Linked DNA regions of Homo sapiens: region 1 is linked to region 2. The links are chromatin contacts, found by Hi-C or POLR2A ChIA-PET in ENCODE. All regions are on one chromosome and are shown on one strand. The core of a region is the stretch at or near the end of the contact, and the rest is flanking DNA. Distances in the headings are between cores, read along the strand shown.

The links. Hi-C counts contacts between places; a loop is a spot of excess contacts on that map. ChIA-PET counts read pairs that join two places held with the same protein, here RNA polymerase II (POLR2A). Pooled maps may share reads with other maps.
Region 1: a loop to region 2 is called in a map of OCI-LY7, with 8 times the contacts of the local background. The contact joins the promoter of VPS13A here to the promoter of PSAT1 in region 2. A Hi-C loop is called at or near these places in 8 of 168 maps with a recorded cell type or tissue (B cell, CD4-positive, alpha-beta T cell, CD4-positive, alpha-beta memory T cell and 4 more), 5 of 37 single-sample maps with no recorded cell type and 17 of 50 pooled maps. POLR2A ChIA-PET finds 5 or more read pairs at or near these places in 2 of 52 experiments (CD4-positive, alpha-beta T cell and activated naive CD4-positive, alpha-beta T cell).

What each region holds. Positions count from the first base shown.
Region 1 is chr9:77,175,761-77,183,311 of GRCh38, reverse strand. VPS13A (vacuolar protein sorting 13 homolog A) reads right to left here and starts at 5,778. Exons shown (of 72, transcript NM_033305.3): 1 at 5,508-5,778. The coding sequence starts at 5,607. VPS13A-AS1 (VPS13A antisense RNA 1) reads left to right here and starts at 5,395. Exons shown (of 2, transcript NR_026668.2): 1 at 5,395-5,685; 2 at 6,406-6,556. RefSeq lists silencers at 4,613-4,782, 5,765-6,059, 5,821-6,150 and an enhancer at 5,765-6,059.
Region 2 is chr9:78,291,804-78,299,572 of GRCh38, reverse strand. PSAT1 (phosphoserine aminotransferase 1) reads right to left here and starts at 2,448. Exons shown (of 9, transcript NM_058179.4): 1 at 2,303-2,448. The coding sequence starts at 2,362. RefSeq lists a silencer at 1,843-2,082 and enhancers at 2,035-2,618, 2,619-3,202, 3,093-3,362.

The sequences.
Region 1 (7,551 bases), core at 4,529-7,028, 1.1 Mb after region 2:
TTATCATGTGATGATTGTTACCTGCATGCACATATATGCTAAAACTTATCAAATTGTAGACTTTAACGTGTATTTTACTGCATGTTAATTATACGTCAATAAAGCTGTTAATACATAATATTAATGACAGAATCTAGATAATGGGTATATGGAGAGGCACTGTAAAATCTCCTAACACTTTTTATAATAAAATGTTTCATAGTCTTTAAAGTTTTATTAAAGTATCTTAGAACATAAATATAAAAATAATACATAAGGAATTAGAATTGGTCATTAACACCAGACTGTAAGAATCATTTGTTTGGCTCCCTAGTGTATTCTGGGCACAGAAGAATGACTCCTTAAAAATCGAAAACTGTATCCTAACTGAATCTTCATCTTTTGTACTGCTTCTGGTATCATGGCGGTATCCAGCTAAGTGGCCACTAAACACATGATTCTATTATAAAGGGAAAACTGGGAGATTAACATTTCAAAAACAGAATACGTATGTTAGTTAATAGACAAGAAATCTGAACTTCTAATGTTACATAAAGATGTCAGGCATTATCAAAAAAAAATTACAAATTTGTCCAAGTATTGTGATTTCGGAGAAAACAAAATAGAGACAAAGGAGGCTAACTTAAGAAGGGGCTATGAAGTACAGGTACTTCCTGTGTTACAAATGATAATTCTATCACACAAGCCACTTTTACTACTGCTTTTGTCTATTTAAAATTCTAATACTTTTCCCCTTAATGTTCTCTTAAAATGTACCCAACTGTGCATCAAGTCCCCAGTGTCATTTGTTTAAAAAAATATTTTCATGTCCTACTCCAGATAAATAATTTATAATCTCTGGGGGCAGGTTCTGTATTCATAATAAGCACCTATGGCTGATTCTGATGCAGCCTAGCTCTTAAAGAAAATATGTGAAATGGCCGGACGCAGTGGCTCACACCTGTAATCCCAGCACTTTGGGAGGCCAAGGCAGGTGGATCACTTGAGGTCAGGCGTTCGAGACCAGCCTGGTTGACGTGGTGAAATGCCGTCCCTACTAAAAATACAAAAATTAGCCATGCATGATGGTGGGCACCTTTAATCCCAGCTACTCGGGAGGCTGAGGCAGGAGACTCACTTGAGGCCGTGAGACAGAGGTTGCAGTGAGCCGAGATCGCGTCACTGCACTCCCACCCGGGTGACAGAACGAGACTCCGTCTCAAAAAGAAAAGAAAAAGAAAAAGAAAATTGCTGGAGAAAGTTGGGAAGATAAATTTCAGATGAGTCTATGAAATATTACCACCTCTCTAACTAGATGATATATGGGAAGGGAGAATTATAAATAGAAGTGTATAAAAAGTATACCTTACCAACATCAAAATTTGCCAAGAGTCAGTCCTGGAATGAAGCTCAATTCCTTTTTCATCCCCTGTAAGACAGAGTCTTCTAGCAGTGAGTCTACTTACTGTATTGAACCCAGTACAGTAGCACTCTTCTGCTGCATTATAGTTAAACAGGTTTTTGGAAAAGTCCTCATTCATATATAAGAATGCTTCCATGGGAAAAATGCATTCTGATTTCCAAAGAATCCATCTCAGCAACAAATTTTCAGAGCACCATCCATTATTAGCAATGACTGAATACTAATTGATACTATTATAGTAACATGCTAATATTGAAATTTGCTGGATTATTTCAGAAGCCTAGCAAAAGCACACATTTACAACTACCAATAGGTCCTTCACGTTAGACCATAAAATATTATCTTAAAATTTTCCTATGCAGCATCCAGTTTCTTTTTTTTTTTTTTTTTTTTTGAGGCAGGGTCTCGCTCTGTTGGCCAGGCTAGAGGGCAATGGTGTGATCTCAGCTCACTGCAACCTATGCCTCCCAGCTTCAAGTGATTCTCCTGCCTCAGTCTCCTGAGTAGCTGGGATTACAGGCGAGCGCCACAGTACCCAGCTAATTTTTGTATCTTATTTTTTTCGTAGAGATGAGGTTTCACCACATTGGCCAGGCTGGTCTGAAGTGATCCACCCTCCCCAGTCTCCCAAAGTGCTGGGATTACAGGCATGAGCCACTATGCCTGGCCACCTAGTTTCTATTACAGAAATTTTCAAACAATGTTTTTAAAAAATCCTCCAAATTTATCAAATTACTACTTTTGAAATTCTCAAAGAATATTTTAAAAAAATACTCCAGCTATTATTTAAAGTTTCATTTATCAAAACATAACCAATTTCTATAAATAAAACACTGACATGTTATTTTATTTTATTTTGAGACAGAGTCTCGCTGTCTGTTGCCTAGGTTGGAATGCAGTGGCATGATCAGAGCTCACTGTAATCTCAAACTCCTATGCTCAAGCAATCTTCCCGCCTCAGCCTTCCAAAGTGCTGGGATTACAGGAATGAGCACCACACCTGGACAATGACTTGTTATTTTTTAAATTATTTGTTAAAGACTAAAGTTAGAGGGATCACATTACCTGATTTCTAGACTAACTACAAAGACACAGTTATCAAGACAGTGTAGTATTGGTGAAATGATAGACACACAGATTGAGACAGACTAAAGCCACACAATATTAAGTCTACTGATTTTTTTTTTACGAAATGCAAAGATAATTCAATAGAGAAAGGATCCTCTTTCTTAGCAAGTGGTGCTAAACAATTGGATATTTGCATCCACATGCAAACAAATGAACCTCAACCTTCAACACATATCACACACCTTATACAAAAAGAAATCCAAAACCTAAAACTACAAAACTTCCTTAAGAAAACACAGGAGAACATCTTTGACTTTGGGTTGGGAAAAGATTTCTTAGATATGAATACCAAAAGCCATGATTCATAAAAGAAATGTTTTATAAACTGGGCTTTTCCCAAAATCAAAAATGTATGCTCTGCAAAAGACAAAATGGGAAAAGACTGAGAAAGTATTTTCAAATTACATATCTGATGAAGAAATTGTATCCTTAATATTTAAAGAACTCTCAAAACTCAACCATAAGAAAACAAACACTCTGGAAAAAGAGTTTGGCTGTTCCTCAAAAGGTTACACAAAGTCAGCATATGACCCAGCAATTCCACTTCTAGGTATATATCCAAGAGAATTTAAAACATACATCCACAAAAAAACTTGTACATGAATGTTCAGTGGCATTATTCATAATATCCAAAAGGTGGATGTTTAGGAATAATCTAAACATCCAGCAACTGGTGAGTATAGATAAATAAATTGTGGTCTATGAATATAATGGAATATTATTCAACCCTAAGAGCAAATGAAATAGTCATACATCCTTCAACATGGAGGAACCTTGAAAATACATTAGGTTAAAGAAGCCAGAAACAAAAGGCCACATATCATATAATTCCATTTAAATGAAATGTCCAGAATTACCAAATCCATAAAGACAGAAAGATTAGTGGTTGCCAGAGGTGGAGTAGTGAGAAGGGAGGAAATTGGGAGTCACTCCTAATGGACATACGATTTAATTTTGGGGTGCTGAAATATTCCGGAATGAGAGAGTGGTGATGGTTGTACAATTTTGTGACTATACTAAAAAACACTGAATTGTACATTTTAAAAGAGTGAAATTTATGGTATATGAAATAAATCTCAAAAAAAAAAAAAAAACGTACAACCCAATTTAAAACCACTCTTAGGTATTTATCCAAGAGAAATAACAATTATGTTCACACAAACACCCGTACGTGAATGTTTATGACGGCTTTATTTATAACCTCCAAAAACTGAAATATTCTTCAACCAGCAAACAGATAAATACTTACAGTCAGGCGGGCGCAGTGGCTCACGCCTGTAATCCCAGCACTTTGGGAGGCAGAGGCAGGCGGATTACTTGAGGTCAGGAGTTTGAGACCAGCCTGGCCAACATTGCAAAACCCCCTCTCTACTAAAAATTAGCCGGGCGTGGTGGCGGGGTGAGATCAACTGCAAAGGAGCAGCTGAGAGAATTCGGGAGGCTTGATGAACCTTTTATGTGCCATTATTGTGGTGGTGCATACATGCCTCTTAGCATTTGTCAAGACAGAACTGTATCACAAGAGTGAATTTTACTGCATGTAAATTTTAAACAAATAAATAAGTTGATTAATCACACTCTAGACAAACCTCCACCCTGAATGTGGAAGCAAGACTCCACTACAGATCAAAGTTCACCTCAAGTATTCTTAAGGCTTCCTTCTGAGGTACATGGGAGACAAATTTTATTTTCACTTTGCAACTAAGAAGCAGCATAAACAGACTGCAAGTTTCTTGTACTAATCAAACAGGCTGAGCAGCTATCACTATATCCCTAGCTTTTGTAGTCCACTCACTCTCCATCATGATACTAGGTCCCCACGGTAGTAACATTCTTTAAAATCAAACTAAACTACCTGTTTACATTATCTCATAAACGAGAAGAGTCAAGGTAAGTATTTTAGAAGAAGACTGGAAGTGTGTGCACAGACAAGAATAAATTACTTTAAATATATATTTAAACACACACACTTCACACACAAAATTAACCCTCACTTTGGCCTGGGAAATTCATTTCACAAAGGAGTCTAATTTCTAGCGGGTGTTTAAAATAAACAAGCGCATAATGCAAAAACAGATGGAAACACTAAAAATGAGGCTCTCACTAAGGCAGAATACCACACTAAACGGACACAAGGAAAGCTCGGTCCTTCACCACCTAGGCAGCGTAGGGCCCTGTTCAGCCCGGTCTTTTGCAGGTCTGAGACGTTGCACCGCACGCCCTGGTTTTTCTTTAAAATTCGGCAATTCACTCTGACCCACATATCCTAAAGTCTTGAAAATGTTACACATTCCTAGGTCAGGCTGTTAACTGCAACCACACAAGCAACTGTTTGAGTTACTTTGCACTTGAGTTTCCTTTTTGTTATCCGCCGAACCCAGGCGAGAGAGAGCCGGCGTCCGGGTCCTAGGGCCGGAAGGGGGAGAGCAGAAAGCACCACGGGTGAAGCCAGGAATTGAGGCTGGGGAAGCAAGGAAGCGGGCGTCCCCGGTCACAGCGCCCTGCCTTCACGTGCGAGGCAGCATGCAACACGCGGGGGATTTCTGGGGCCTTCGTCATAAACCCAGGGGGGCAAAGGACAGGGATGGGACCCAGCCCAGGAAGGCGTCGTCTCGCCTCCTCGCCCCGCGCGGCTAAAGCCGGACCGTGCGGGGCCAGGGGTAGAGAACGGCCCCTCGCCGGGACTTGAACGCCAGACCCACGGAGCCCACGGCAAGTCCGCTCCGCTCGGAAAATATAGACCTTTTCATCCCGCACTCATGACCCTCTCCTTTCCCCCAAAATATAAACAACTCGAGGGCGGAGGCCAGGGAACTGCCGCCCGGCTTTACGTAACTTGACCCACAGGCGGGCGGCGGCAGGTGGCTGCACCCGGCGAGCAAGGTGCTCGAAGCCCCGAGAACGCAGGACGCCGCTCGGGCAGCGAGACGGCCGGGAAGCACGAGAGGCCGGGGAGCGGCGGCGGCGGCCTCCTTACCTTTCCAGATGCCCAGAGAGAGCTGGGACGTGTCCAAGTCCACCACATAGTCCCCCAAGAACCGGTTCAACACGTCCACGACCACCGACTCGAAAACCATGTTCCTCAGCCGTGGTGGGCACGGCAGCCGGCCCGTGCGCTCCTCCTCCCGCCGCCTTCCCCACGCCCCTCCCTCGAGGTAATTCGGTTCACCGGCTCCGGGGCGGCTTCAGCTGCGGCGCCCCCGCTGGCCCAACGCGCAGCCCTAGCGAGCCCAGCGAGAGACGGAGGCGGTCGCTCTCACGACGCGTGCGCAAGTCTGCGCGCGGCTGGAGGCGGAGCGCGGCGCAGACCTGGGCGCGCAGCCCTGAGAGGGAGGAAAGGCGGCTGCGCGGCCGCGGCTCTGGAGGGTGCCCTTTTCGCGCCGAGCCCGGCTCCTCTTTCCTGTCGGCCCCGCCTCCTCCCCATCGCCTGGCAACGGGACACCGGTCTGGAGCTACCGGATTTTTTCCGACCCCGCCCCCTCCTGCAGATCAGCGTCCCCAGCGGCCCCCCAGGGCGGGGCGGTTACGCCCGACGGGAACGCCCCTCCCCCTAGAAGGTGGTGGCCGCTTCCACGCGTATGACAGGGCTCGCCCCTGAGTAAGGGTGGGCGGATCCCAGCCCCGTCGCCAGAAGCTTCAAGGGGGCTGTCCCAGGGAGCATCTCCCCTCATCATTACAGGGTGGGAGGGTCCAGCCAGCCTGGGTGTCTTGGTGCCTGTAACCTCCCCGCCTGGTCCTCCGACCGCCTGGCTCTCAGGAGGAGTTAACTTCCTGCTGCGAGTCGAGGATGGAGTTACATAGTCCCTGCCCTGCATCTGAGATGAGCACCCATTTTTGGTCAAGTCATTTATACGGAGCTGTCTTTCATTCCAAAGAGTAACACGCTTCCCTGCAGATAAGAGTTGGAGTCAGCCGGTCTGGAAACTGCTGAACACCCTCCAAGAAATACTGGGAGTGCTGGACCCTTGACCCCTATGCCTCCACCGAACCACTGACCTAAAATAAATTACAATTACAGATCTTTCGACCTGTTTGGTCTTACTTAGAAGTAATCCCAAAGGCCTGAGGTCACAGAGATGCTAAATGTGAGGTTTAGAGAACTGTAATTAATCATCTGCAGGACCGAAAAAGTGTACATTGAGCGTTTTCTCTTTACACGTTAAATGAATAATGATGGATTTCTATTAATTCCTGTGTCATTTTACTACTTTTTGTGCATAGTCACCGACTTTTCAAAATTAAATGTTTAGGGTGTGCCTTTGCAAGTAGAATGCCTGACAAAAACTGTAAGTTTTTACCTGAGTTTATGAATGTTTTTCATATAATTTTATATTTGAAGGACCTTTATGAGGTCTCCAACCTCCTAGTCTTAAATATAATGAAGCTGAAGTGTTAGGGATGTGTGCAAGGTCATACAACCAATGTTCTGTGGAAGAACTGGAACTTGGCCCTTCTGATTGGCTACCACCCCACCTGCTTCTCTCTCATTCAGCTAACAGTCTGCTTCAGAATACCTGCACGGAGAAACGAATAGAGGCTAAAATGCCTAGGAAGGGGAAGAGCTCTACATAATGAGGCATTTTGCCATTGCACTATTAATAAGAAGCCAGATACACAGTAGCTGCAAAATTCCGCTGTTATATCTAGCGCTGCAAATTCAAAGTTACAAGAATTTCCAGAACTCCAAAAATCCATCTTAAGTATCTTGCAAACGTTTTCATATTAGTTTTCTACGATCTAGGAAAATTTTGTGGAAGTGAGGAAGGGGAAGGGATGTTGCTGAAAAGTTAGAGGTATAAGCATAAAGCAATGAAAAAAAATTCTGCTGAGGAAGAGTTAGAAATAAGTGGATGCATATTGTAACCGAATTCTTATCTAGTGTTAGATGTATATGAACATGCTTTGTAAATACTAAAAGACAACATTTTGCATTCAGTCTTTGCATTGCTTAATCCATCTAAGGAAGTTTGTAAGCAAAAATATATTAACATCATCATGTAAAAGGTATGCTCATTAAACCA
Region 2 (7,769 bases), core at 1,199-3,698:
CGACTGCACTCCAGCCTCGTGACAGAGCTTGACTTCTCTCAAAAAAAAAAAAAAAAAAGAATTAGATTAAAAAAAAGACTGCCTTGACGACTGGGTCTAAGAATGTGTTATTGTTTTCTGAAATGTTGGATGCTTGTTAGCACCAGCTGATCAAATAAAATAGAGTGAATCTTTTCTTTTAGTAAAGAGAAACATTCATCTGTGAATAATCTTTGAACTTGCTCCTGAGACTGTATCTTTCTTATAGACAGCATTCATTGAAAATAGTTCTATAAAAGTTTATAACCAAAATAATTACAAACAGTTTTAAAGACTCCTACTGAAAAATCACACCTCCCTAATCCAGTAGGTTTTTTTTTTTCCAGTTGAAGAATGCATTGCTTTTGTGGATCATAACCAATTTTTTTTTTTTTTTTTTTTTTTTTTTTGTTAAGAGACAGGGTCTTGCTCTATCACCCAGCCTGGAATGCAGTGGGACAATCACAGTTCACTACAGCCTCAAACTCCTGGGCTCAAGAGATCCTCCCACCTTAGCCTCCTGAGTTGCTTGGATTACAGGCGTGCGCCACCACACCCAGCTCACGACTAATTTTTTTAATGAAACAGAACAGACTAGAGCAGGATAGAATACAAAATAGTGTATGTCACAGGTAATTAGGCTACACATCATTTCATAAGGCATTTATTTTTGTTACAATTGAATGTGTATACTTTGTCATTTTGTAAACATGTTTTTCACTGTAGGTTACAGTCAAAAGAAGTTTGAAAGCTTCTCTAATATTTACAATTCAACTAAATCAAGGAAATACATAAAAAGCAACATCTGCCTGCCCCCTCACCCTCCTGCCCCCCAGGTTACATGCAGTCCAAGGGCAAAAATCCTCCCAGAAAAATTAATAACAAATAATTGTATTACTGATGACAATTGCCATTACAATTATAGTAATAAATTAATAACGAAATACATAGGGAACAAACGTTGGGAACACTCCAAAACATGGGGGGTGCAGGAGGAGGCTACAGGAAACATCTCCACAGCTGGAGCAGGGAATCTCGCCTAAAATGAACTGTAACCACTGAGAAAAAATAAGCCCTGTCCTCTCAGCTACTGTGAGCGCTGCCCCTAGAAAAGTAAGAAGTCCTTTCCCCTTTAAAATTGGATTCTCTGTTCTTACCACAACACAGAGGAGGCTCTGTCCCAGGGAGATTTCTACTCTGCTCAACAATTGATAATTGTAAAATACTTGGCTATGCCTCATGCTGCTCCAACATATTATCAGCTCTATCCTGGTTAGAAAAATAAAAATCTAACGGCGGCGGCAGCCGCCTGACAATGGGCTCAAGGCACATCGGAGACTTTGCCTTCTTCACTGCGGGTGGGGCTGGGGACGGTGGGTTTGGCGGGGGAGGGGAGGAGCCGGGCTGGGGCCTGGGAAGGCAGAGAGTGAGTTCCACCAGCAAGATCTGATTGTGGCCCGGGAGAGAATTCAATCACTCGGTTTACTCCAGAACGAAATGAACAGGGAATTGGGTTAAGCAGCCCAAAGTCTACCAGAGTTAGAATACTCGAACGCCTTTAGGGGACAAGCAGGTTAAAAAAAGGAGGGGGGTGGGGAGAAAGGCTTTAGGAAAGGGTAGGTTCTATGGGGGACAAGGAGGGGAAAGCTGGACTGAAGGTTTTCAAATTTACATTTCTGAAAAGCAGTGTTCCTAAGTGCTGGCTAAAGCAAACACTGGTGTAAGGCGTAGGGGGGCACGCACACGCGGACCTTTAAGTTTGCAATCCCTTTCAGCTAACGTGATCCACTGCATATGCAAAACCTGTCATCGGTTCATTCCCGTTCATCACTCATTCACACTATGTCCATTCATGCATCCGCTCCACACTGCCCGGGCTCGCCGCACAGCTGCGCGAGGCGAAGGCAGAGATCAGAGCTTTTTCTTTTTCGCCCCGCCCCAGCCCCCGGACCGGCCCAGGAGATGGCACAGCCCGGGCGTCTGCAGGTGCGTGGCACCGGCGGGACAGCAGGCCCCGGCCAGCTGAGTCGTGCACTGCCTCGCACCAGCAGTCAGGGCCAGGGGCAGCTGCACGGGCACGCCTCGCCGAGCTTCCTCACCAACTGCATTCTTCCCGAAGCCCGCTTGCCGGAGCTGCTGATCCCGCTGTGCACGCTGATGCAAAGCGCCTAGGGGACTCAAGGCAGGGAGCGGGAATCCGACTGCCACACGCAGGGATGCAAACCCACCCGCGTGCGTGCTCCCGCCTGAACCTCACTCCCGGCGCCCGCTCGCGGGGACTTACTGAGTGCGGCAGCTTGGCGGGACCAGGCCCAAAGTTGACCACCTGCCTGGGGGCGTCCATGGTGCGGCGGCCAGGGCGGTGAGTCAGCCAAGGAGGACCGAACGCGTGAACGGCTGGCGTTCCTGGCCGCTGCGGTGAGAGTCTGCAGCCGGCCCCGAACCCCCGCCTTGTTCCTGCGCCGAGTCGGCGCCCCATTGGCCCGTGCTGTCGCAGGCCCTGCGCTAATTGGTTCGCGCGAAGGAGCTCACATCCCCATTGGTCGCGCTTCTGAGCCGAGTCGAAGCAGTTGCTCCTCCTCGCGTTTACTGTTTCAACCCCCATTTTTGATCAATGCAAGGAGCGCGCGAGATTGCGCCAGCCAGCCGAGCCGGCTCGGCTGCGCGCCCGCCCGAGGATTGTGGGCGGCGGGAAGAGGCTGCCCCTGCCAACCTGCCTTCGCCCCTTGAGCCCGCAATCTGGCCGGTTCCAGTCCTCCAACCCCAGAGGACCTCAGCTCCTCTCTCTTGGCTGAAAGGGCAGTTGCCGAGCAGATTTGTAGCCCCCATCCACCCACCTCTCCACCACCAGCCCCCAGTTTGGGCTGTGATGTATTTGTTCCAGAACCACCAGTCACTAATCTACCAAACTTTTCTAAGCACCCCCCACGGGCGTCAGATACCCCAGTGGAGAGAGAGGACCCCCCCAAGGTTGGAAGCGCAGGATGAAGAAGGGCCGGGGGTGGGTGGATACGGTTCTTTGTATTTGCACGTGGGTCCTGAGTTCCTGCAGGATTAAAGAACGGAGGTGGCCAAGGACGCAGGGAGGAGCGATAGCCTGGGAAGCGTGGATGCCCGCCAGGCAAGTCCTTTAAAGTCGCTGATTCTCCATTTCCTCCTTTGGGAAACGAGTGAGCTGGAAACCTGCGACAGCTCTCAGGTTGCGCCCGCGCTGACAAGCTGTGAGTTTAGAAACGTGAGGAGATATTAACAAGAACGCGATACCCATAGGGCGCTGCAGCCCAAACCAGAAGAAGGTGGCCCCTAGCCAGGCCAGGCGCAGGGCCAGAGCTGCTCAAACTTTTCCACAGAAGTGTCCTTCTCAAAAGAACTCCAGTGGAGACCCGCATGGGGTTCTGAAACAGAATACCCTCCCCCTACCCTGCAAGAAAGAAGTTCCTTTGAAGTCTGGAATTTCATCATTTTTAAACTGTGAATTTTGCATTCTCTACCATAATTTAACCTAGTTTCTTTTAATGTAAAAATATTTTCCCTGTCTGAGTAAAATTGATGCGCCAGGAATATATACAGTCCAACTGCCCCGTTTAGAGAAGGCTTGTAACTGGACAGGACTTTGGCTTTTGTTTGCTTTTCCTAATGAGAATGTGGGCGGTATGGGGCTGAGAGCAGAGGCACTGCTCTGGATCTGGGAATTGGAGGACAAAGTTTCCAGAAAAAGGCAAAATGAACAAGGCCCCTGCGTTCCTCAGCAACTTCATTAAGAAAACCGCGACATTCAAGACAGAATAAATCTCAGCCCAGAAACTCAGGCATGCAAGAAGCATCACATATCCATTATTTTACGTAAATAACTCAGTTATTATATATTAGTAGCTGCCCCTAGCAGCTTATCTACTGGAGACTAAGGGAGTCAGCCTTCATCCTTCCTGGAGTTAGTTCCTAACACCAGGGCTATACACAGTCCCATGTAGTGGGTTGGGAGAAGGGACAGCACATCCATTTGGTCCTCTGTTCCCAAAAGATATGGCTGAGTTGTTTCCACTGCCCAAGCTGATGTGGCTGCTTGGGTTGATGAGCAACCTACTACTTCTGTATCCCACTAGGGGCACAGGAATTTGGGGTGGGGTGGCGGTGGCTATTGTCTCATCTGCTAAGACATCCCCTGCAGCCATTCCTCCCGGGGGTCCTGCAGTTTCCAAGATGGTATTTCAGGGACACAAGTCACACATACAGTCAGCCTCAGGACCCACTGACCTCTGTTTGTCTTCCTCCCGCCCCTGGGCAATCTCCTTTTCAGTCTAGAGAAAATCTGTCTTTTCCATGTTTCTTCCTCACACTGTGCCCACAAACACCTTAAACCAGAGCCACAAACTCAAATGCCTCCAGGGGCCACTCAGGGATATGAAACAAGTAGTGGGAACTGTGGCAAATTGAGTTCACCTGTCCATTTGTGGCACAGGTGCACGCGGCCACTGCACATTTATGATTCCCCCATCCATGGGATAGGGTTGATGGCAGGAAGTGGCTGCTCAAACCGGCTTCATGTTTCCCAGCTCCCTTTGCATCTAGGTGAGCCACATGACTGGGTCCCCCCAGTGGAATGTGGGCCAAGTGGATGTGTGTCACTTTCAGGCCAGGGTGGTTGAGAAATGGGTGTGCTTCTCCACTTCCTTTTTCCCATTCCACAGGCTGAAAACAAAAAACTCCCTGGCCCCTAAGGACAGTGGAGACACAGCAAAGAGGGAGCCCCAGGTCCCTGAATCACCTGCACCAGACTTGTCATATGTAAGTGAGAAATCAGCTTCTTTTGTGCTATGTCACTGAAATATGAGAGGCGATTTGTTACAGCAGCTCACATTATCCTGATTATTATGCCATCCTAAATGCAACAGCTGAAGTTCAGATCCAGCTGGTTGTTGCCAAGCAGGCAAATGAAGTTGCTTGAGCTGTCTTCACGTTTTGAAAGAAAACCCAGGAACCCAGATTTTTATGTGACATCTCATTTTTAAACATCTACAAATGTAAATTTCAGCAAAACACTGTACAGATCAATATTTTGAGGGGCAAACTCCAGCTTATCTGAGGCCTTATTGAGCCTACAGGTAACAAGCTCTCTGAAGGACTGTTTATAGTGTTCTGCCCCCAAATTTCCTCCAGTTCAACAAGGAACACCCTCAGCTAAGTGCTTGAATAAAGCAGCAGCAAAGGAGGAAACATAATTTAATCTCAAAATATTATTTTGTCCTTCTTGCCTATTTTGCACTGATCTATAAAGACAGTCCAGGCCGGGCACGGTGGCTCACGCCTGTAATCCTAGCACTTTGGGAGGCGGAAGCAGGCAGATCATGAGGTCAGGAGATCGAGACCATCCTGGCTAACACGGTGAAACCCTGTCTCTACTAAAAATACAAAAAATTAGCTGGGCATGGTGGCGGGCGCCTGTAGTCCCAGCTACTTGGGAGGCTGAGGCAGGAGAATGGCATGAACCCGGGAGGCGGAGCTTGCAGTGAGCCAAGATCGCGCCACTGCACTCTAGCCTGGGAGACAGAGTGAGACTCCATCTCAAAAAAAAAAAAAAAAAAAAAGACAGTCCAGAGGAACCCCTGCATGTGGGAGGGATCCTTCCCTCTTAGTAGATTCTCATTTAGCAAGTACAAAGAAGCTTCTTTATGAAATACATATTTCGTAAAAAGGCAGAAATTCAATTTTCACAAGTATTATTCATTGAGTACTTCTATATGTGAAAGATGCTGGGCTCTGCTGCGATTGCCAATCAGACCCAGCCATCCTGTTTAGAGAGCAGTGAGAAGAGAAGTAGGCAACATGAGCAGGGGAGAAAATCTATTTGGAATGAGACAAGATTATTTCTGCTGCCCTTTTTGTAGTTGGAGCTAAAGATCCTTTTCCCTTATCATTATTCCCAGAGAACGTGAGGAAGGGAAGCTGGGCCCAGTGGCTGACGCCTATAATCCCAGCACTTTGGGAAGCCTAGGCAGGCGGATCACTTGAGGTCCGAAGTTTGAGACCAGTCTGGCCAACATGGTGAAACCCCGTCTCTACTAAAAAAAAAAAAAAAAAAAATTAAAAATTAGCCTTGCATGGTGTCCCGCACCCGTAGTCCCAGCTACTCAGGAGGCTGAGGGAGGAGAATTGCTGCCCCCAGCTCCAGCAACCACCATTCTACTTCCTGTCTCTATGAATCCGACCACTCTAAGTACCTCTTGTATGCGGAGTCATACAGAATGATTGATCCCGGGAGGCGGAGGTTGCAATAAGCCAAGATTGCGCCACTGGACTCCAGCCTGGGTGACAGAGTGAGACCCTGTCTCAAAAACAAACAACAATTTTAAAAAGTGGGAGAGAGGCAGTAATCATAGTTTATGTAGCAAAAAGAAACCAAAAGTCAAAGTCCTATTACTTTCTTTATTCTGACCCCAACAGATAGGAAAAGATATCCATCCTACTCTCTTTACCTCAGTTTATTTCCTTGCCTACTTTGCTTCATTTTTTTATTGACAAAATATGCATAACATAAAATTTACCATTTTCAAGTGTACAGTTAAGTGGCAGTAAGTACAGTCATATTTTTGTGCAATCGTCACCACCATCCACCACCAGAACCTTTTCATCTTCCCACACTGAAACTCTGTACACATTGAACTATAACTCCCGCCACTCCCCAGCTCCAGCAACTACCCTTCTACTTCCTGTCTGTATGAATTTGACCACTCTAAGTACCACCTGTAAGTGGAATCATAAGAATTTGCCCTTTTGTGTGACTGGTTTATTTCACTTAGCATAATGTCTTCAAGGTATACCCATTGTGCTTCATTTTTTTTTTGTAGAGATAGGGGTCTCGCTATGTTGCCCAGGATGGTCTCGAATTCCTGCCCTCAAGTGATCCTCCCACCTTGGTCCAACAAAGTCCTGGGATTACAGGCATGAGCCATTGCACCTGGCCTCATTTTGCTTTATTTTTAAAGATTAGTATAGATGTTTAAAAGATCTTTAAGCTCCGCACAAGTGAAATCCCTAAAGAGGTTATTTAAGAGGCACGCTCTCTGTGGACTAGTGGGCAGAATTACACAGGGGATGCACACTGCTTCTACCTCTTACATCCTTAAAAGATTTCAAAGTGGAAAAAGCATCAGAATTTATTTAACTTTTTTTTTTTTTTTTTTTTAGAGAAAGGGGCACAACTCCTGGCACCATCTCTAACGTGTTTACACACTGGTATTTTCCACTCCCAGCCCCGCTGGCTCTGCTCATACGCGTGTGCATTTTTGGGATCAGCACTCTTCATGAGGGCTGCCTCACAGAAGGGTTCCACATGGAAGCCTGAAAACTAGCCACAGACCACTCGTTTCACCACCTGTGCAAAGTCAACACATGCCTATTTCAGACAACCATCCAGGCTGTTTGAGAACGACTTTTGTAGAGTTAATAATCTGTGGGTTGTTTTGTTCTTTCCTTTTCTTTATGAGGCCAGAGGAAATACTAAGGCAAAGCACAGAGAGAGAAAATTCAGGGATGACGGGAGCAGAAGCCAGTTCAGGATGTGAAAAGTCTTGCTTTTTCCTCTTCTTTTTCTCATGCTTCAAACTGAGTGCCAGCTCCAAAGAACCACGCACACTGCCTCAGAGATAAGCAGGGACTGTCATTTAATTGTATTGTTTGGCTTATGTCTTGTATAGAAAGGCAGCAAAGATTAATTAAAAATAACAAGAATTCAAAGCTGCTGGGGGTGAGAG